Linked DNA regions of Homo sapiens: region 2 is linked to region 1. Evidence: read pairs that join two places in POLR2A ChIA-PET (ENCODE). Cell type or tissue: PC-3. All regions are shown on one strand.

Region 1 (4,000 bases):
AGGCTGTTCACACCTCTCTTAGCTGGCATCTTTCTGGCTCTCTCACATTGATGCCAGACATTCTGGCCCTTTTCCCTAAGTTATTTAGATTCCTTATGACAATCCTGGATTAAAGCTAAGGAGGACACTGAGTCCCAGGGACAGGGAGTGATTTGCAAGGTCTCATTGCAGGTAAGAATCAGAGCCAGGGTTTGAATCCTAAGTTAGCCTGTCGCCTACGCCTCTGTTCCTAGGCAGGGCAGGCATTATTTTACCCATCAAACAGGAGAGGACACCGAGGCTTACTTGGTAATTAATCAGCATTCATAGAGATCTTTACTTTTTATGAAGCTCTTGGCTATACATTATCTCATTTAATTCCCACAACAATCTGGTGAGGTAGGTATTAGCCCCACTGTATAGATGAGGAAGCTGAAGCTTGTATAGGAAGTGACTCATCCAGGCCACTTCCTACGAGTTAGAGGCCAGGTTCTCCTGACTCTCGGCCCCTGTTTTCGGCACTGACTCCAGGTTGGCATGTCCCCTGCCAGATGCCAGTATGGAGGTGAGGTGGGTGGAGGACGCGGTGTGGGCTTTCGAGAGGCGTGAGCTGCCCACAGTCTCTGTCTACCAGTGCTTCGCCATGTACGCTCAGGGCCTCCTCTCCATAGGCCAGGGATCCTCCTGCCCCTCTCTCTATCTCATTGCCCCAAATTATTTTTCTTCATAGCTCTCGTCGCTGCCTGATGTTACATCATACATTAATACGTAGGTGTTTTATCTCTCCCTCAGCAGAAGTTAAGCATCCTAACTTAACTTTAGCCAGTCTGACTTGGGCATCCAGGCCTATAGCTGCCTCTGAGGCAGGACATCATCTGCTGTGCTCACTGCTGTTTCCCCAGGGCTAGTATTAGCGCTTAGTACCTTGTATGTGCTCTATGCCTTGGGTCTTAGCTCTGTCCCCACCCACCTCACCCAGGAAGCCACCTTTGACTACTCATTCCAACTTCTTTATTCTCAGCTTCTATTTCAGGCAGTCACTCACCCCCCTTTCTGGGTTCTTGAGTATTTGGGTCTGCCTCATTAGAACTCCCTGCAAGGCTTTGTTCCAGCAGTTTCCCCCAACCACAGTGCGCACTTTCCTCCTGTTTGACCCCTAGATCTTGTCTTCAGGGCCCTGGCGAAGCCTCATGGCCTCCTTGGAGCCTCCTCTGCGCTACCATCACTCTGCGACCTCTTCTTGTAACACAGACCTGTGGCCATGAGCCTCTGGAAAAACTCTGCTTGCTCACTACATATACTCCTTCCCACTCTGGAGATGGGAGGAGCAATGCCAGTAGCCACCACTTAATCACCTAACAAATGCCACATGTGCCTTAAACGTTTTAAAATTTAATGTTCCTGGCTGGGCGTGGTGGCTCATGCCTGTAATCGCAGCACTTTGGGAGGCCTAGGCGGGCGGATCACGAGATCAGGAGATCGAGACCATCCTGGCTAACATGGTGAAACCCCATCTCTACCAAAAATACAAATAATTAGCCGGGCGTTGTGGCGGGTGCCTGTAGTCCCAGCTACTCGGGAGGCTGAGGCAGGAGAATGGAGTGAACCCTGGAGGCGGAGGTTGCAGCGAGTCGAGATCGCACCACTGCACTCCAGCCTGGGCGACAGATCGGGACTCCGTCTCAAAAAAAAAAAAAAAAAAAAAATTTAATGTTCCCCAAAATCCTGTGAGGTGAGGATTATCACCCTCATCCTATAGATAAGAAAACCAAAGCTAGAGTTAGGTGACTTGCCCGAGGTCACAGAGCCAGGCAAGGGCAGAGCTGGCCCAGGGCCCTCTTTCTCAGATTTAGGGGGTTGGGGCTCAGACACTGCTGCCCTCAGGCATGTGAGAGGAAGCCCTGAAAACTTGGGTTTCATCAGCCCCGAGGTGTGGCCTTCCTGGTCACTTTGATATCAGATATTGGGCAAAGAGGTGCTCACAGACACCCTTCAACACCCCAGCCCTGGGCTGGGCCCTGGGTCTGAGAACTGCTTGAAAGCACATGGGTTGCGGGGGTGGAATCCAGTCTCACTAGAACATCCACATGAGACTTTGAGCATGATATGGGCAGAGGAGGGAGCTCTCCTTTGCCAGGATATGTTCCTGAAGTCCAGGTGTGGGCTGGCGTGTTTGGTGGGGCCAGCGCTCAACAGCGTAGCATTGTAGAGATGATGAGGGACTGGGAGCCTGAATACCTTCTTTAAGTCCTGGCTCCCACACCCTGACCTCAAGCAAGTGATTTTGCCTCTTTGGGCTTCACCTCACCTCAGTTTCCTTCTCTGTGAAACAGGATTGCCAGTTCTCCCCTTGCCTACCTTCCCAGAGAGTGCTGTGGGACGGTGAAGCCCCACATAGGCGCAGGAGAAGGGGATTGCTTTCCGGGTGGTAAAAGAGCTGCTCTGGGCCTCTCTGGCAGCTCTACTCCCTCTGCCTTCCCCAAAGGTAGGAGCAAATGAGCTGTGTGTAAAGCAAGTGCTGCCTGGGAGCAGCCATTTGAGTCTTCTGTTGGGAATCTTCCCCTACAGCCTGTCTCATCTGCCCCCATAAAACAGAGACATCTGTAGGTAGCAGGGTTGTGTTCCCTTTATAGGTGGAGAAACTTGTACCTAGGGAGGGCAAAAGAGGCTCATCCCCCATCTCTGGGGTCAGTCCTCAGTGATGGGGCTGGTTTTGCCTCCTGCCAGGCAGCCCAGTCTAACTTGGGCATCCAGGCCTATAGCTGCCTCTGAGGCTGCTCTGGATTTGCTTATGGATTTGCTCAGCTATGCAGTAAACCTCTATGAGCCCCTCTTACCACAGATGAATCAGGTACCAAGTCCTGGCACCCATGCGTCACTGGCAGTGGGATGGCCAAGTAAAGTGACATTGGTGCTGTGGGAGTGTGCAGAGAGAGTGCAGATGTGGTGAGGGGGCAGATAGGAGCAGGGACTTGGCTGGATGCTGAGGCTCCCTGGTGGCCCCACCCAGGAGTCAGGAACAGTCAGACTGGGTGTGAAGGTGGTGGCATGTGGTGGCATCTGATTGCAGCATCGGCATCCCCACCAGCTTCTGCTGGACTCCTCCCAGCCACAGCTGGGGCAGAGGAAGTACTGACAGCCAGGTGGCAAGGACTGGCAGTGTTTTGGGGGTGCCCAACTGAACCCTCACTTCCCATCTGCCTGAGCAACGGTACCAGAACTACTGCAAGATGGTAAGCTCTAGGTCCCAAATACCCTGACAGGAGTCCTCAGGAGGGTGGGTGCCAGAGATCACAGACTTCACCCTCCTTACCCCCATTTCATAGATGGGGAAACTGAAGCCCAGAGAGGTGAGGAGACTTAGCATGGGAGTTGGTGGCAGAGCTGGGTCTAGAAACCCAAGTCCTGCTGCCACTCTACCTGCTGTAGAAGATGCCTGCTCCTGACCCACCCCTCTGAAGGAAAACAGATCATTCATTTCTCCCCTTCCCCTTCCAGCTCCCCACCACTGCCCCCTGCTTTGTTGTGGGGAGCAGAGAGAAGGAACTTGGGGACATGCAACATCGGAGCAGATGCAGGCCTGAAGGTTGGGCCTGAATTGGGTTCAGCTTTGCCAGCATCTGGCTGAGTGACCTTGACCCGGTATCACCATCAAAATAGGGTGTTGGTGCCAAACTCACAGGAGTCCAAGTGCCTGTGCAAGGGCATGGAGGGTCTCCCAAAGCTTTATGGGCCTCTTGTGCATCATACCTTTCACTCAGCCCTGCATGGAGGGAACTCCGGGGGCCTGAAGAGTGGCCAGAGCACCTCCTTGGGGCTGGCCTGACAGGGCACTGGGGATCCAGATATGGATCAGACCCAGGCCTGGCCTTCGGGCAGCTTCCAGTGTGATGGAGAATCAGCTTGTAATCAGCAGTTAGAACAAGGCCAGAGGCTGTGGGAACCCTGAGGAGGATGCTCTTTTGTTTCTCCATTGTGCGGGTCTGACTTTATCTTCAAATAGGTTATTTCTGTGGGTGGC
Region 2 (4,000 bases), 230 kb after region 1:
ACACAGTTGATCAGGCAACTTACTTTACAGGTATTTTATGTATTGATCATGTTTCTTAAGTAGTGCAAGAAAAGAGCTGGTGCCAGGCAAGGTGTCTCATGCCTGTGATCCCAGCACTTTGGGAGGCTGAAACAGGCAGATAGCTTGAGCCTATGAGTTTGAGACCAGCCTGGGCAACATGGTGAAACACTGTCTCTACAAAAAATACAAAAATTAGCTCAGCATGGTTGGGCATACCTGTAGTCCCAGCTTCTCAGGAAGCTGAGGTGAGAGGATCAGCTGAGCCCGGGAAGGTCGAGGCTGCAATGAGCCAAGATTGTGCCACTGTACTCCAGCCTGAGTGTTAAAGTGAGACCCCGTCTCAAAAAAAAAAAAAAAAAAAAAAAAAAGAGAGAGAGAAGGGTAATTTCATACTATAGCTTTTTATTTGTTGTTTTTACTTTTTTTCTTACAGTCCAACATATTGGTTTTTGAGGTAATTATAATATGTAATTGTGAGTGAAATATAGAATACTTTTTGAGGAAATACCATCCAGATCTTTCTTGAAATCAAATTGGCCTCATTAAATTGACTGTGAAATCTTGGTCACATTACTCAGACTCTCTAAATATTGTTTCCTTGTTTATAAATAGATATAACAGTATCAACCTGCTAGAGTTGTTAGAATAAATAAGGCCATTTGTAGATGCCTAGTGAATGATTATTTGTACCCTTTACATTTCTTTTTTTTCAAAGACAAGGTCTTGCTCTGGTGCCTAGGCTGGAGTGCAGTGGCATGATCAGGGCTCACTGCAGCTTCAACCTCCCAGGCCCCAGCAGTCCTTCTACATCAGCCTCCCAAGTAGCTGGGACCGCAGGCATACGTCACCAAGCCAGGCTAATTTTTTTATTTTTGTAGAGACGGGGTCTCCCTATATTGCCCAGGCTGGTCTTGAACTCCTGGGCCTCCCAAAGTGCTGGGATTATGGGAGTGAGCCACCACTCCCAGCCCCCTTTACATTTCTTAGCATGGTACTAATCACACACAGTAGCACTCAGTATATAGTTAGCTTGATTGATACTATTTGGAGATAGGTCAAGACTTACGGTAACTATTATTTATGCTTCTACTTCTGAGTTTCTGTGGCCTATTACAGACAGTATAATCTTTCTTTGGATTAATTGTGTGGAAATAAATGTTACAAAGCATGCAAGCATATATTTTTTAATAAATGTATTTTTTCTTTCCTCATTAGAGAACTCTTCTTGAAGACTAATGCTCAGTTGACAATTCGTTGCAGGCAGTTACTCTCTGAGCTTTCCTACATTTACCCTATTGATTTGGTAAGTTTCAAATTTTCTGAAAATATTTTTCGTTTTGAAAAGATGATTTCTGTATGACATTTCCTCTCAATGAAAAAACTCATTGCTTTAGGCTTAATCATATGCTCTGTCATGATTCATTCAGGAGCTAATGTCTATTTAAAACATAGATTTAGACTTGTTTGGCCTTAGGTCCTACTATTTCATTTATATCACTTTGGTGGTGGGATGCACTCATCATCTGAAAGACTGCCAAATTATTTTTGGTTTCTTTAGGATCTTTTTACTTAACCACATTATCCATTATCACCACTTTTTTTTTTTTGAGACGGAGTTTCGCTCTGTCACCCAGGCTGGAGTGCAGTGATGCGATCTTGGCTCACTGCAAGCTCCCCTTCCCGGGTTCACGCCATTCTCCTGCCTCAGCCTCCCGAGTAGCTGGGACTGCAGGCGCCCGCCACCACGATGCCTGGCTAATTTTTTTGTATTTTTAGAGAGACAGGGTTTCACCACGTTAGCCAGGATGGTCTCGATCTCCTGACCTCGTGATCCACCCACCTCAGCCTCCCAAAGTGCTCGCATATCAGGTGTGAGCCACTGCACCCTGCCCATTATCACCATTTCTGACATACACATGCAAATATATGTGCACTGCTTTAAAAATATGATTGATAATTTTCATGTATTAGTGTTACTTAAGATATTCCTGGGGTAACTGTCAGGCTGTTAGGTTTTTGAGCCTAGTTTCTTAGAATGAATGAAAAAAGGAAAACTTCAATAAAATTGATTAGGATTATTTTTCAGAGAACTAAATCTGCTAAATTTGATAGTTTTCTTTTTAATGAAAATTTGTTTAAAAGACTAATTTTCAGAGAAGAAAGCTAATAGGATTTGAGTTTGCTTATAGAATCTTATTAAACCATTTATATATGTGAATGAAATAAGGATATTTTTATGATGATAATTTTACATGGCTTTTTCCTTGGACATGATGTCTTAAATGTTATTATAGAAAATTTCAAGTATATGTAAATGTAGGGAGAGAGTAGAATGAATCACCATGTACTCATCATCCAGCTTCAACAATTATGATAATACTTGGAGTTTAGAACAGTGTTTTGAGTCAGCACCGACCTGCTGATCTGAGATTTAACTTAGAGTTTCTTTGCTTTATTTATTAATTTTATTCTTTAATTAAATTCACAGAATGAACATAAGGATTACTTTGTATGCGGTGTCAAGTTGCCTAATTCTGAGGACTTCCAAGGTATTTTATTTTTTATTTTGAAGATTTGTTATATATTAATATATGGAAATAGAATATCTTGAAATGCTGGTTGCCTAGCACTTTATCCAAAGGAATTTTTGGACTTTCTGTCCTTTCCCAATTGCAAGTATGTATATCAGACTCCTTGATGGGAGATAGAATGTTAGGTCTGATCATAGAAAAATAATTACTGAACCTTATATTAGAAATTTAAAAGAAAATAGTTTTTAAATGGGCTTTAAGCAAATTAGACAGTCAGGTTCTTAAGAATACAAATAATCGCCCTTCCTTTTGGTTTGATTTTTATGAAAAATTTGTGTATGGTTGGGAGCAGAGGAACAGCAAACAAAATCTGTTCTGTTATTATTTAGAAAGTCATATTACTGCTGACCTGAAAAGTATTTGAAAATTTAATTTTGTGAAGTTTCCATTACCACAGGCTTAATTTGTTATACTATCATTTCTGTTATCTTTTAACTAAAAATAAAGAAAGAAATTACATTAAAGGTATTATAGAATATGATCCTTAGTAATTTCTATATTTTAAAATCTTTTGTTTTTCCTACTCTGCAAATATTCCAAAGAATTTATTTTCTTTGGCATATCAGTGATCATTTTTATTGTTAGCCAAGTGGGTTCTTTTCCCTTAGCCTAAACAATGCTTTGAGGCCTACTAAATATCTTTATAGATTATTCCCAAGCCAGCGTTTTATCTACTTGAGAAGTTACTAAAGAAGAGAGCATTGCTAGTTTTGATCAGGACTTTCATTTTCTTATAAAGAAGCTGTTGTTATTGGTGATCATTTAACATCTAAGAGTGTTTTGTTACCCTGTTGGGCCCTTACCTGTAAGTACTTTGGACGTGATAAAAGGAGAGTGATAAACCAGGAGTTGGAAAACCTGTGTTCAAGTCCTGATTGCCCCTGTATAAACCATGTAATTTGGAACAAGTAATGTAACCTTTGAGTTGATTTCCTAATTGATTGAATGAACTATTAATTTATGCCCTACCTGTCTTATATGATTGTTGTGGAAAATAAGTGAGGTATACCAGTAGCTATAAATGCATAAGATTTTGCCTAATCTTTAATACTCACAAAAACAAAGGGATCCTATAAGGAAAATGGTATTCAGTGACTTGCTTGAGGCCACAAAACTAGGTAATAATATAGCTAGGATTTGTCTGGTTTCCATTTCATAGTGCTCCCTCAGATATCTGTAAGACATTCACAAAAATGTGTTTTGATATTAATTTTAGGCAAAGTTGTGGTATCTTGAAGCCCATGGCGCATCATTTTCCTCATTGATTCATTTAGTAAACATATTGAGTACTTTTGTCCCGTACCAGTTTCCTGGGATACAGAACATTATTCATTGAAAAAAATGTTCATTGAACACCTAAATGCCAGGCACATGATGCAGAAAGTAAA

What was found. ChIA-PET counts read pairs that join two places held together with the same protein. Peaks named below come from ENCODE experiments on the same cell type or tissue, not always from the same donor. Only the 100,000 strongest peaks of a DNase experiment are listed, where the experiment ranks them.
Region 2: POLR2A ChIA-PET joins it to region 1 with 5 read pairs; 3 of 35 experiments call an interaction of 5 or more read pairs at or near these places.

Annotation. Positions count from the first base shown.
Region 1 is chr11:75,777,171-75,781,170 of GRCh38, forward strand. All of the region lies in intron 1 of DGAT2 (diacylglycerol O-acyltransferase 2), which reads left to right. Among named protein-coding and RNA genes, the nearest start is that of DGAT2, 10 kb to the left of the region's middle. In PC-3, no CTCF peak of the experiment used is centred here; no DNase peak of the experiment used is centred here.
Region 2 is chr11:76,006,298-76,010,297 of GRCh38, forward strand. UVRAG (UV radiation resistance associated) reads left to right here. Exons shown (of 15, transcript NM_003369.4): 10 at 1,237-1,324; 11 at 2,510-2,570. Among named protein-coding and RNA genes, the nearest start is that of UVRAG, 190 kb to the left of the region's middle. In PC-3, no CTCF peak of the experiment used is centred here; DNase peaks (open chromatin) are centred at 1,534, 2,394 and 3,954; H3K4me3 peaks cover 1,179 bases; H3K27ac peaks cover 4,000 bases.